2 separate regions of the Homo sapiens genome follow, and region 2 is linked to region 1. Evidence: chromatin contacts called from ENCODE Hi-C or POLR2A ChIA-PET data. All regions are on one chromosome and are shown on one strand. Each heading gives the region's core, a stretch centred on a gene start or an enhancer-like site at or near the end of the contact. The rest is flanking DNA. Distances are from core to core; before and after follow the strand shown.

What was found. Hi-C counts contacts between places; a loop is a spot of excess contacts on that map. ChIA-PET counts read pairs that join two places held with the same protein, here RNA polymerase II (POLR2A). Pooled maps may share reads with other maps.
Region 2: a map of sciatic nerve shows a loop between it and region 1 (7-fold over the local background). The contact joins the enhancer-like site here to the promoter of PRELID3A in region 1. A Hi-C loop is called at or near these places in 1 of 168 maps with a recorded cell type or tissue (sciatic nerve), 1 of 37 single-sample maps with no recorded cell type and 2 of 50 pooled maps. POLR2A ChIA-PET finds 5 or more read pairs at or near these places in 2 of 52 experiments (B cell and activated T-cell).

The regions. Positions count from the first base shown.
Region 1 is chr18:12,406,425-12,413,615 of GRCh38, reverse strand. It overlaps PRELID3A (PRELI domain containing 3A), which reads right to left and starts at 5,687. Exons shown (of 7, transcript NM_001142405.2): 1 at 5,609-5,687. The coding sequence starts at 5,640. RefSeq lists enhancers at 4,860-5,109, 4,967-5,626, 5,627-6,288 and a silencer at 5,310-5,889.
Region 2 is chr18:13,564,659-13,571,849 of GRCh38, reverse strand. All of the region lies in intron 4 of LDLRAD4 (low density lipoprotein receptor class A domain containing 4), which reads right to left. Among named protein-coding and RNA genes, the nearest start is that of MIR4526, 43 kb to the left of the region's middle. RefSeq lists enhancers at 472-521, 612-661, 2,724-2,873, 4,894-4,973, 4,555-5,182. Within about 2 kb of position 4,214, at least 19 of the 41 ENCODE cell types and tissues checked have a DNase peak (open chromatin) inside an H3K27ac peak, as active enhancers do; they include B cell, where a contact is called at or near this core.

The DNA of each region.
Region 1 (7,191 bases), core at 4,438-6,937:
TGAGACTCTGTCTTGGAAAAAAAATAAATAAATAAAGTGATAATTGAAATTTCAGAAAACTTGTATCTGCTACCAGGAGCTGGATGACTGCCTCATGCTGCACGCTCAGTGGAGGCCTATATTCCAAATGCTTCCAAGTCATACTTGGGTTAAAGACTCATTCATACACAGGACAGGCCAATGGGTTTGTTGTTGTGGTGGCTGTTTTAAGAGATGGTATGGCTCTGTCACTGTAGCCTCAAGCTCCTGGGGTCAAGCAATCCTCCTGCCTCAGCCTCCTGAACAGCTAGGACTACAGGCACAAGCCACCACACCTGGCTAATTTTTGTATTTATTTTTTGTAGAGACATATTCTACTATGTTGCCCAGGCTGGTCTCAAACTCCTGAGCTCAACCGATTACCCCCGCTAGGCCTCAGAGTTCAATACTCTATTCATTATAGTTTCAGGTTTTGTATTCCAACTAAGTGTTAAGAAGCTACCGTTTCTTTTGTCATAACAGGAAAGAATAGCCATAATTACTTAAAAAGACTACTAAGATGCTCCCACCTTTTCCAGCTGCATGTTTGTGTGAGGCTGGGGTTTATCCATACACTTCAACCAAAACTATATATTGCCAAACACAGACTGCAGAAGCAGATATGAGAATCAAGTTATCTCCTATTAAGCCAGATATTGTAGATATTAGTAAAAACAGAAACAGCACCACTCCTTTCACTAATTTTTGGAAAATACAGTTTTTTATTCAGAAACATTATAACAGGTTTATTATTGTTAAATTTAATGAATTAACTTTTTCAATTTATCATTTTTAATTTCTAATATGGTAAATATTGACAGACATAACCCACATAAGCAAAACTGTTTAGGGTTTTGCTAAATCAAGAGGTCCTGAGGCTGAAGAGCTTGAAATCCATTGGCCTAAGTGGGCCCTTGATTGAGTGGGAAATAGACACAGGGCTGGTCACTGCAGTTCGATTTGTAATAAGAGGAAAACTTAATGCCCTTCAATAAGAAAAAGAATAAATGGTGGCACATTCATACAGCTATTAATATCTATCTATATCTACATATATTTATGTAGACATCTATAGACATCTCATATGGATGGATTTTCGAAAAACAATAGGGCTAGGCGCAGTGGCTCACGCCTGTAAACCCAGCACTTTGGGAGGCCCAGGTGGGCTGATAACTTGAGGTCAGCAGTTGGAGACCAGCCTGGCCAACATGGCGAAACCCCGTCTCTACTAAAAATACAAAAATTAGCTGGGCGTGGTAGCAGGTGCTTGTAATCCCAGCTACTCAGGAGGCTGAGGCAGGAGAACTGCTTGAACCTGGGAGGCAGAGGTTGCAGTGAACTGAGATCCCGCCACTGCCCTCCAGCCTGGGTAACAGAGTGAGACTCCACCTGGAAAAAAAAAAAAAAAGGCCGGGCGCCGTGGCTCATGCCTGTAATCCCAGCACTTTGGGAGGCCAAGGCGGGCGGATCACGAGGTCAGGAGATGGAGACCATCCTGGCTAAACTAAAAATACAAAAAAGTAGTCAGGCGTGGTGGCGGGCGCCTGTGGTTCCAGCTACTCTGGAGGCTGAGGCAGGAGAATGGCGTGAACCCGGGAGGCGGAGCTTGCAGTGAGCCGAGACTGCGCCCCTGCACTCCAGCCTGGGCGACAGAGCGAGACTCCGTCTCAAAAAAAAAAAAAAAAGAAAGAAAAGAAGACAATATGACACATGCGTATACACAGATGCGGTAAAGTGAACCTCTGGAATATAGACCCCCTCAGAAGGATGCCCACCAAACTGATCCTCACGGCTGCCTGCAGGGAGGGAGACACAGTGGAACACCAGTGGGGAGGGGAAGAGCAGGCTTCAACTCATCTGTAATGTTCAATTTCTCTTCCCTGCTCCTAGCTGTAAGGCAAGCCTGCTTTAGGCATGACTCCCCATGCCCCAAAGCCCGTCCTGCCCTGAGAAGGGCATGGCCAGACATTCCTGGCAGCTGTCAGAATCAAAGGTGTGTGCAGCCTTGAACCCTGCAGGAAATCTATTTGTGATGGGCTTTGTTATTGATGATTTTGTCATAGGTCTGCCTGAAACCTCAATGCTGGGAAGAAGACATTTTAAACCCTGTCCTTTTTTTTTTTTTTTTTTTTGAGACGGAGTCTCGCTCTGTCGCCCAGGCTGGAGTGCAGTGGCGCGATCTCGGCTCACTGCAAGTTCTGCCTCCCGGGTTCATGCCATTCTCCTGCCTCAGCCTCCCGAGTAGCTGGGACTACAGGCACCCGCCACCACGCCCAGCTAATTTTTTTTTTTTTTTATTTTTTAGTAGAGACAGGGTTTCATTGTGTTAGCCAGGATGGTCTCAATCTCCTGACCTTGTGAAACGCCCGCATTTTTAAATGCCCCTTTCTATATTTTGGCCATATACTTTTAATTTTATTTAAACTACTTTCACCCCTGTCTAGGTAACACACACGTTAATTCAGTGGCCTTTCCCCGGGCTCTCTGTTTTTGTCTGAGTGTTTACACTGCTGTCTGCTATGATGATCTCAGGGGCGGAGTTTCTTCTCAATGTGGACACAGGAAGAAAACTTGATAAGATCAAACTGTTTGTGCCTAATTATTTCTTCATTTCAAAAGTACTGTAATCCCAGCACTTCAGGAGGCCGAGGTGGGTGGATCACTTGAGGTCAGGAGTTTGAGACCAGCCTGGCCAACATGGTGAAACTCTGTCTCTACTAAAAATACAAAAAAATTCACCAGGCGTGGTGGCACACGCCTGTGGTCCCAGCTACTCGGGAGGCTGAAGCACAAGAATTGCTTGAACCGGAGAGGCAGAGGTTGTGGTGAGCCAAGATCGTGCCACTGCACTCCAGCCTGGGTGATAGAGCAAGATTCTGCCTCAAAAAAAAGGAAAAAAAAAAGTAAATGTATTATTTCCAATCAAATGTTCACCTAACAGTACAACAAACTTTTTTTAAGTATAGAAAGAAAAAGAAAGGTCTATAATCCTCAAAGGAAAAAAATCAGGGGTTTCAATGGACGAAACAAGGGGAAAACTACACAGTAAGTCCAGCCAGGAAGCCAGACTTCCAATTTGTACTGTCATTTGGATGCTATGACACCTCATGGTACCACCTCATGGTACCACATCATTCATAACCCGTCCAGCCACAGGCCAATGACAGCATCCTCGGCCAGCCACATTCCACATTTGTCAGGCTTCATTACGGCCCTTTGCTTTCAAGTTCAAAAGTCTATGGCAGAGAATCAGCACCTAGTCCACAGCAGCTCCAGGGATGACCGGGATTCCTTTGGTGGATAGCTGCCCCTGTCCTGGAAGGACATCTGATCTCCATGTAAGATTCCTCACCCCTTCCGAGCACCTGCTAGGCGCCGGGCCCCGGCGGGGTGCCAGGAATACAAAATGAATGATGGGAGAAATGAAATACTGACACTCTACCACATGGTGAGCCTCAAGAAAATCATGCTAAGTGAAAGCAGACAGACACAAAACACCCCATATTGCAGGATGACATTTACATGCAATGTCCCAACAAGGCAAATTCATAGAAACAGAAAAGATTCCTGGTTGCCTGGGGCAGGGGTGAAAATGGGGTAAAATGTGAAGCTAATGAGCATGGGGCACCTCTGCAGGAGGACAGAAGTGTTCTAAGACTGGACTGTGTGTGTGATGGTCATACTTAGCAAAACTTAATGAATTATACACTTAAAATGTGTATAATTTTATGGTATGTAAAGTATCCTTCGGTAAAGCTTAAAAAAAATAAATGGGAGTTAGCAGCTGCAACAATTTTCAAAAGCATCAACTGTGATTTTTCACAGCTAGCTATTCATTTGTGCTTGTCCACAGACATTTCACAAACCTCTAGGGCAGACCTCGGCCATTCCATGAGAAAACTGAGCCCCAACCACCTGGCACTCCTGGTATGCAATGACTTAACTGTCCACAGCATCCAGACGGCTCAGTGATGCCCCCATCCTTGTTGCTGATGGAAACCCACTTGAGAAACACTGCAAGCCATACAAAAAATTAGATCCCATCAAGTCTAAAGACTTCATGAAAAATAATTTCAGAGGTTTTGAAACCACTTGATATATTTTTATTATAATTTTACATGTTTAAAGTCAGGCCAGTCACGGTGGCTCACACCTATAATCCCAGCACTTTGGGAGGCCGAGGCGGGTGGATCACCTGAGGTCAGGAGCTCGAGACCAGCCTGGCCAACATGGCGAAACCCTGTTTCTACTAAAAATACAAAAATTAGCCGGGCGTGATGGCCCACACCTGTAGTCCCAGCTACTCAGGAGGCTGAGGCACGAGAATCACTTGAACCCAGGAGGGGGAGGTTACAGTGAGCCAAGATCGCGCCATTGCACTCCAACCTGGGTGACCCAGCGAGCCTATGTCTCAAAAAAAAAAAAAAAAAAAAAAAAACCCAGCCTGGGTGACAGAATGAGACTCTGTCTCGAAAAAAATAAATAAAAAGAGTCAAAGGATGACAATTTCCTTCCACGCAGTACTTTTTTTCCCCCCAAAATAAAATATTTAATGCTTAAGTGAGGTCAGATAATTAAAAAATCTTTGTTGCTGTAAATAAACATTAAAGAATAATTTCAGTGTGTCACAGATCACTGACTTAAGGAAAAGATACCACTTAGGTTAGGAGGGCACTTTTTTCTTCTTTTTATTTGCACAATTCTATGGAGTATATGTGCAATTTCGTTACATGCATAAATTTCGTAGTGGTCAAGTCAGGACTTCTAGGGTATGCATTACCCGGGAAGGTGTCTTGCACCCATTAAGCAATTCTCATTATCCTCCCTGCACCCACCCCCTCACCCTTCAGAGTCTCCATCATCTGACGTTCCACTCTCCACATCCATGTGAACACATTCTTAAGCACCCACTTAGGAGTGGGAACATGCGATACTTGTCTTTCTGGGCCTGGCTTCACTTAAGATAATGACCTCCACTTCCATCCGTGTGCCGGGGGAGCATTTTTAAACAGTTCGAGGTTTTCCACGCTAGCTTGGAGGCCTTCCATGCCTACAAGTGAGTTCAGAGCCAGGGCCCCCGAAATGCCTTCTGCCCCTTTAGCTTCCTCCAGAGCTCACAGCCCGCCGTGGGCCCTCCGTGAAACGCGCGGAAGGTTTATGACAATCTCAGCAAAGGCGCCAGCTTGCAGGCCTCTCCCCTGCCCTGCTCCCGACCCCAAGGAGAGCAGCGAGCGCCAGGCCCCCGGCCGCCCCCCCGGCTCCGGCCGCCCCCGCCCCGGCCGCCCCCGCTCCGGCTGCCCCCGCCCTGGCTGTCGACCACCAGCGGGGCCTCTGTGCCTGCAGCCAGGCCCCTGCGCACGCCGGGGGAGAGGCCGTACCCGGCGCAGAGCCTCGCCCAGACCGCGGTCCCGGGGAAGCGCGCGTGCCCTCTCCGGGACGCCGAAGTTGCGGTCTGGGAACGGCCGGCGCGGGGCGGGGATCTCCGCGAGGCCCGCTGTGAGGTCCGGCCTTTCCTGGACCGCTCCAGCCGGGCTCGGGAGCAGGAGCCGGCGTCTGGACGGCCCCACCGCGGCCCTCAGCCCGGCCTCACCCAAACACGTGCTCCGAGCTCCAGATCTTCATTGCCGCCGGCGCAGGGCGCGGGCTCTGCGATCCGGGCCGGGTGCTTCGGGCCGCGCGGCTCCGGGCGCGGCGTGGGCGGGGCCTCGATGGGCGGGGCGCCCTTGGATGCCGCCCACCCCGTCTGGTGGCTAGGCTGGCTGCAGCGGCTAAAAATAGCTCTGCGGGCGCGGCTGTGGCGCAGCCCCAGACCTGCGCTGCTACCCTGGGGTGCGCGATGCGCGCTTGCTGCAGATGCCGCGGGCGTAGGAGGCGACGCTCGTCCTTACTCCCACTGTCCAAATTCTCCCAAGGCCCTGTCCAGCTACGCCGGTTTGTACTGTCGGGGACGTGTGATGAAAAACAAACCTGCCAACCCTCAAAACTCCACTGCAGTTTGGGTCTTGAACAAACATTAAACCAGCATGTGAGGCCGGGCGCGGTGGCTCACGCCTGTAATCCCAGCACTTTGGGAGGCCGAGGCGGGCGGATCACGAGGTCAGGAGATCAAGACCATCCTGGCTAACACGGTGAAACCCCGTCTCTACTAAAAATACAAAAAATTAGCCGGGCGTGGTGGCGGGCGCCTGTAGTACCAGCTGCTCGGGAGGCTGAGGCAGGAGAATGGCGTGAACCCGGGAGGCGGAGCTTGCAGTGAGCCGAGATCCCGCCACTGCACTCCAGCCTGGGCAACAGAGCGAGACTCCGTCTCAAACAAAACAAAACAAAACAAAACAAAACAAAACAAAACCAGCATGTGATGTGCATCACAAGCAATCCGCCAAATAGGCTGCAAAGACAGAAATCTCAGCCTGTATCAAACAGCCGGGAGGATGCAACCTACCCCACGCATGCTCCCGAGGTAAACGAGACAGCCCTCCGGGGAGGGGACTCCACTACACCATTTGTCGCAGAGTTCATCCTAAATTCGCCTGATGATGGAGTGGCCATTGGTAAATGCAGTGGCCATTTGCGTTTGCTAATTGCCTTTATCCAAAGGAAAAATGAATTTTCATACCTTTATGACAGGAGGTAGGTTTACAATTTGAAGCCAGGTGCTCTCTGGTAGCTGGGCTCCTACCCTCCCACAAAACTGGGAGACGGGGATGACATTTCAAAGAGATGACTCCCAAGTCCTTGAGAAAATACATTCTTGAGTTATAAAACTGGGGGGAAATCTTATTTAGCTTTAAAAAAATGTACGTGTATCTCAAAAAGAATTTGTGATTACAACTTGGCAAATCCTCTAAGGAAAAAGAGTCTCCCTTTCGCATAAACTACTTTTTAGCTTTGCAAAGTACCCTGCACTGCCACAAACGAAGTTGAAGTGCACGGAAGTGAGATGCTTGTTCTAAGAAGAGGGTACTCTTCTCCAGGATGAGATAGGGCGAGAGGGCAGGGCCCTTGTCTGAGTCGGCTGAGTCTCAGCCTAGAGCAGCGCCTGGCGCCCCTGGGGCGTCCGTGGGCGTGGGGAGCGCATTTGTGCAGTGAGGCAGGGAAGTGGAAGAGCACACAGCATGACCCGAAAGACCTGGGCTACAGTCCTGGCTCCACCGTCCACTCACATTGACCTCT
Region 2 (7,191 bases), core at 2,965-5,464, 1.2 Mb before region 1:
CCTGGTTAACACGGTGAAACCTCGTCTCTACTAAAAACACAAAAAATTAGCCAGGCATAGTGGCGGGCGCCTGTAGTCCCAGCTACTTGGGAGGCTGAGGCGGGAGAATGACGTGAACCCGGGAGGCGGAGCTTGCAGTGAGCTGAGATCATACCACTGCACTCCAGCCTGGGCAACAGAGCGAGAATCCATCTCAAAATAAATAAATAAATAAAAAGTTTATGAATAATTGCTCTATATCATTTTTCAGAATCCAAAGCAACACTGGCCTATGCATTGTATCAGGCAAACTACCCAACGCCATCATGCGTGAGCTTAAAGAACATGTTTTCTCTGACCCTGCTGGGGATGAGCCCAGGTCTTCCTCTTATGGGGTTACCAGAGGCAGTAGTGTGGCATGGAAGAGTGCTTGCTTCTTAGTAATATCCAGGGGCTGTGGACGGAGATGGCAGAAACAGGGTGACGGGCTGTGACCAACTTCACATGCTTTATATAAGGTTCTTGGAGGCACTGGAAGCTACAGGGGATTGGCAGCTGTGCTGAACTTAGTGGCTCCCAGCTTCTGACCACAGTGGCTGAGTCAGAGCTTCAGTGATCATAGACAGCGTACTTACACATTTGCAAATGGAAACATCTGCTTTTCTAATTTTTGATGAGAATCTGCCTGGCCAGGCATATGGGAGTGTGAGGAAAGTGGACACATTCACAAACTCCACACTTAGAAAGGGCATGCCAGGCGTGGTGGCTCATGCCTGTAATCCCAGCACTTCAGGAGGCTGAGGCGGGAGGATCGCTTGAGGCCAGGAGTTTGAGGCCAGCCTGGGCAACATAGCAAGACCCCATCTCCACAAAAACACTTAAAAATTAGCCAGGTATGGTGGTATGCGCCTGTAGTCCCAGCTACTCAAGAAGCTGAGGCAAGAAGATTATTTGAGCCTAGGAGTTTGAGGCTGCAGTGATCTGTGATCATGCCACTGCACTCCAGGCTGGGTGACAGAGTGAGACCTTGACTCTACAAAAAGAAAAGAAAATGAAATAAATGAAAGGGAAGGAAGGAAGGAAAAGAAAAAGACGAAAAAGAGAAAAGAAATGAAAAGGGCAGCCAGAGGGCTGCGCCTTCTGTCACCAAGGTGGAGCTCGCCCTGGCACAGGAGACTATGAGGCTCCAGAGTGAGGCTCTTGCTGGATCTCCCAATTAACTGGGACTCCTCATTTCCCTCTCCAGGTACAAAATCAAGAGCATGCCCTTTCCATGCAGCGGGAGCCGTGACTATCAGCGGCATCTCCCCATTGATTAGGTATCTCATTAAGGAGGTCCCCGGCTGAGACCATGCTGCTTCCAGCTGCCAGATTTCTGCTTTGTGTGGAATGGGCAGGAGGCGCCTGGAAGCCTCGGGTGCCATGGATGCCCCAGTGCTCGCTGGAGTCTCTGCCACTCCTCTGGCCCTGATAACTGCCTGTGTGGACCGGCGTCTGGGCTCCCGCCTGCTGGTTGTCTAGGCAACGAGCTGCAGGACAAGGTCACGGAGACCCGAGCCAGGTAGTGGCATCTTGAGAAAACCACTACCCACAGAAGGGCTGACCTGCGCACAGACCAGGCCCCCCACATGCTCCGGTGCAGACCGTCCCAGACGAGTCACGTCTGTCCTTCTTCCTTGCCTGACTCACAAGTGTTAGGGAGCAAGTGAAAACGTCACCTTCTATCACTACCTTTTATCTTTGCTTTGCTTAGATCAAAAATGTCCTTCAAAGGCCTAATGATTTTGTCAAAAAGAAGAAAAACCACCTGCAAAATAAAATACAACCCCTTCCCCCAAAACACTTTCTAAGCCCAGCAGCTTAATTTTGATGGGGATCAGCTGTCTTGCTTCCCCATGCATACTTTTAAAACAAAAAACTAAATATAAATAACTTCTTATTCTTCCAAGCGCAATTTATTTTTTATTTTTCATGTATTTATTTTTTGAGACAGAGTCTCACTTTGTCACCCAGGCTGCAGTGCGGTGGCACGATATTGGCTCACTGCAACCTCTGCCTTCCGGGTTCAAGCGATTCTCCTGCCTCAGCCTCCCAAGTAGCTGGGATTACCGGCACCTGCCACCAAGCCTGGCTAAATTTTGTGTTTTTAGTAGAGACAGGGGTTTCACCATGTTGGTCAGTCTGGTCTCGAACTCCTGACCTCAAGTGATCTGCCCAACTTGGCCTCCCAAAGTGCTGGGATTACAGGTTTGAGCCACTGTGCCCAGCCCCAAGGGAAATTTAAGTTGTTGGTACAATCATTCGTTTCTATCAAAAGGGAAATTAGCCCAAAGTAAGGCTAATCATTAGTGCTACAGATTTTTTGAGAATATTTTTTTCCTTGAAAGACACATAAAAGCAATTCATTTTAAAGTAAAGTGAAGATAAGCAACATCCGACTTATGAATCAGTTTGGTGCCCAAAATTCATTTCTAATTGGCTTATCCTGCAACTGAAAAAAAGTTTTTCTATAGAGACAAGAGTACAGAGAGTGTTTTATTCCCCAGATAGCGCAGGGCTAGTATGGAGCTAATAGTTCAGAGTCTGAGCCCCTGAGCCTGCAGGATGGGGCGGCCCTGGGAGGCCCAAGCGTGGGAAAGAAGTTTCTGAGGCCACGTGTGGGGAAGGCCCCAGGAGTGGGGAGGAGGGCAAAGGGCGCTTCTCTAGTGTCTGCTATGAAAGTATGACATCATCTAAAACAAGCATCTCAGTATTGGATTAGTGTCACAACTTCTCTTAGCTTCTTATAATCATTTTTTTTTTCAAATGATGTAGTTGCTCGTGTAATCCACTAATATCAACTCATTCATAAAATGTTTATTCATGGGGTGCCTACAAACATCACATTGGGTAGAGGGTGCAGGTGAGAGGAGCCAACATCCTTCATGACCAAGGGATTGGTGAAGGTGGGGTATGAGGGTCTTTCCCTGAGCCCTTCAAGATGACCATGCTGACTAGATGTGAACACACTTCCTGGATAGACGCACGCTTGGCTATGTTATAAATTTAAATAACTTGATAAGGTAAGAGACAGGAAGACCTGAAACCTACACTCAGCAGGCCTCTAACCACGGGGTCTGTCTACTGTGATACAGAGACCCTAAATTATAACGAAGGCCACAGGTCCTGATGTGGGGCGTGAAGTGCACTCGTTTTTATTCTGCCTTCCCTTTCTTCCTTAGCAAGACTGGAACCTTGTCCAGTTCCTCCTGCAGCTGGTGTGGCCTTACGGTGAGGTTCTGGCCAGGAGACAGTGGCAGAAGCGGTGTGTGGGACTTCTGGGAAGGGTCTTTAAAGGAAGGAGGCATGTATCATTTTGGACTTCAGTTCTTCTTCCATGGTCCAGACTGCAGTGTGAGTGTCCTGGCTGGAGTTCCAGCAGCCATTCTAGACCATGAAACAACCTCAGAGCTGGACACTAAGTGCTGGGAGAGTGGGGCCGAAAGAGATAACCTGGATCCTCGAGGACTTAGTGGGGCCCCTATACCAGCCCCATGCTGCCTTCTGCAAACTTGTTTTTTTCTTTTTTTTTTTTTTGTAAACGGAGTCTCACTCTGTCACCCAGGCTGGAGTGCAGTGGCATGATCTTGGCTCACTGCAACCTCCACCTCCCAGGTTCAAGTGATTCTCCTGCCTCAGCCTCCTGAGTAGCTGGGACTGCAGGCACACATCACCACACCTGTCTAATATTTGTGTTTTTAGTAGAGACAGGTTTCGCCATGTTGGCTAGGCTGGTCTCGAACTCCTGACCTCAGGTGATCCCCCCACCCCCCACCTCCTCGGCCTCCCAAAGTGCTGGGATTACAGGTGTGAGCCACAGTGCCCGGCCAAACTTGTTTCTAATGTGAGGCAATAACTGCTTGTGGGTTGAAGGCACGATGACCAGATGTCTGTGACTCACAATTCCTAACAGTGACACCCACTATAACAAAAAATCCACAGCGTTAATACTTTCATTATTTCCAATAAGCCAAGACATGTCCAAACTAGAGTTTATAGGGTAGAGTTTAAATGATGACACCATTATCACTGTGTCACTCTATTTTTAAAATAAGCAAATATTCTATTTTTTTTTTTTTAACAAAAAAAGTTCTCATAGCTCAATTTTCAAAAGGGAACTTTCTCTATTTTACCAACGTCACAATTATGACCTGTCAGATGAATGGAAACCAGCAGGGGAAGTTCATTTGCATTCAGGGGAAAGAGAAAAGCAGTTTAGAGAGAACTCTTGGTTTTGTGCTAATAGTCTCAGATCTTCAGAGAAGTTCAGTGCTGAGAAAATGTTTTTAAGAGCCTCAAACAGCTTGAGGGTGTTTAATTTTACTTAGGCAGCTGGGTCTTCTGCAAAAGCGTAACTCCTGGGGGGCTGCAGCGGCGGGGGGTGGTGACAGTGCGTTTGCAGGCAGGCCCTACGGCAGCAGGCCTCAGGAACTGAAGCCGAGCAGCATTAGCTATAAAGAGCTCCCAGGTCAACAAGCCCCTCATCTCTGCCTTCAGTCCAGCTACTCCAGGAATCTGAAGCAATCCAGACACTGTTAGATTAGGAAGACGCAAGGTACTTGTGTTTCTTCCCTACGTGTGTGTATTTGTCTTTCTTAGCAGCGCCCCTGGACTCTTAGGGTACCCACAAAAGCACATGCACGTCATAGTTAAACTAGTGAAGCTGGGAGGCAGGGGGAAATGATTAATATTGACCAAGGCAAACCAGAGCAACCCACGATGAGGATGAGGTCAGTGACACGGGAACAAGTCTGCGTGCACTGGCAGGGCTGCTTCCCCCCTGGGCCAGGCGCGGCTTGGTTCTAGGCTCTTTCACACACGCTGTGTGACTCCAGGCCAGGCTGCACCAGGCTGGGCTTCGCTTCCCCATCAGCTCAGCAGGACCCTCTCCTCACAGGGACACTGAGTCCATTGAATTTCTAGCACAGTATTCAGCACAAAGCAGAAGTTCAACAAGTCTAAATGATTTTCCACTTTCCATGCTACTCTAATACCCTTTGGGCAGATGTTTGTAAGTAAACCTATACATATTTAAATCCTCTCTTTTTGGGGGACTGTGGGGAGAACCCATGTGTCAAGGATAAAGACATAAAGCCATAGTATAGCACCACATCAATTATTTCCACTGGGCCAAGAGACACCTGCTGTCATTTAATATAAGGCATACTCTTGGCTGGGCGCAGCGTCTCGTGCCTGTAATCCCACCGCTTTGGGAGGCCAAGGCGGGTGGATCATGAGGTCAAGAGATCGAGACCATCTTGGCCAACATGGTGAAACCCCGTCTCTACTAAAAATACAAAGATCAGCCGGGCGTGGTGGCAGGCGCCTGTAGTCCCAGCTACTCGAGAGGCTGAGGCAGGAGAATCACTTGAACCCAGGAGGTGGAGGTTGCAATGAGCTAAGATTGCGCCACTGCACTCCAGCCTGGCAACAGAGCGAGACTCTGTCTCAAAAAAAAAAAAAAGTCTAAGGCATGCTCTTTATTGAAAATATAAGAAAACTCATGCCCGTTGTGCTGAACAGAGATGGGTGTTGGCTTCTCCTCCAGGACAGACTGACCTTCCAGAGACAGGAACAGGAGCCAAGGGATAGCTTACTGTCCTGGCTCAGTGCCCTTTCCCCTACTATCTCCCCAGCACTGACGGGGGTCTCATTGGCTGCCCGTTAGTCTTGTCATCAAGTCCCACCAAGCGGATGTAACTGTAACCATGTTAGACACCTGCCCTCTCTACCAGACACCACAGCCCCAGGAGCAGGGGCTGGGAGGGAGCATTTCTGTGTCCCCACTATGAGATGATGCGGGTCCCAGAGAAAATTCATGGCCCAGGCTTGTTGGACTGAACGAATGGACGAATGGCGTGCCTTGGAGCAGCAGCTCGGCTTGTGTTTAATGCCACATGGGACATCATCGTCACAGTCTTCAGAGCCACGTTTGATCAACGCTGATGGAATTCTTCCTTTGAATATCAACACAAACTCCTTAAGGCCCCGTCCAAAATGTGCGACCCCGCAAGCATGGAGGAGCTCTGTCCTAGAGGCTACAAAACACAAATCCCAATTCCCCTCCACACACAAAGTGAGGTGCAGGTACAGAGCTCTGCCACCATTGAGCACACCCATCTCCTTCCCATGGCAGAGAAAGGTTATGCTCACGGCATGAGCCACAATAGAACCCTTTTGTCTGTCTGCTTGTTGACAGGGGCACGAGAAAGGAGAAAAGAATGGGCATTTCAGTACAGCTGGGCTGGCTCGTTCCACAGCCCAAGACAAGCGCCAGGACGGTCCAGCTGTGAGGGCGGCTCATGCCAATGTCACAACCCTGCGATGACAAGGGGCTGTTATCCCCGCCACCCTGGCTGTGTGGCTGAGGACCGCAGCGCCCCTTTGTCCTGCTGCCTGGAGGTCTGCCCGGGCTGCTCGCAGGCCAGCACGGCCGGGCCCTGGCCCAGCTTGGCGCTGGCAACGGCTGTTCGCTTCTGTGGTTCAGGCCCTCACAGCACAAAGGCCCGTCACAGGGGCTGTCTGGGATCAGGGAAGATGGTCTCTTCAGCTGTGGCCTTCATCCCACTCCTGGACACCCCTGGCCAACCCTCTACTGTGGACAACTGGTCGACCTAAAAGCCAATGTATTATGATTTTACAAAACCCCTCTGAGGATACTTGATGTTTTATGGGGAGATATAATCCTAGAAAACCTAGTTGTTTGGTGTATGGCTTTGTTTTACATTGCTGTTTTGGGTTCAAATCATGACGGCATGAGATTTAATTACCTTTATTTTCCAGACAAGGGCATACAGGGTGAAATACATACTCCGTGTTCTAAAATTGTAAGGTAAGCATAATTGACATGCATGGGGCAACTCTGACTATAAATTCCTGCTGGCTGAGCCTCACTTTTAATGTCTGTTTTTTTCTTTTCTTTGGGGAGGCAGGAGGTATGGACAGAAAGCACTCGTTCTTCAGAGAAGGCAGGAGATTCCAATCTAAATCATGCCTAAAGAGCAAGGCACACCTGGACTTGAATGACCCCCGACCAGCCACAGGGAAATCATCACGGGAGGGCTGGAGCACTGCCAAGGCAATGAAGGGAAATGGTTTCCAGACTCACGGCCCCGCCAGGAGGAAGGGGGGCGGCAGCGCAGAGGCGGGGTCGTGGGTCTGCGCACCCTCACC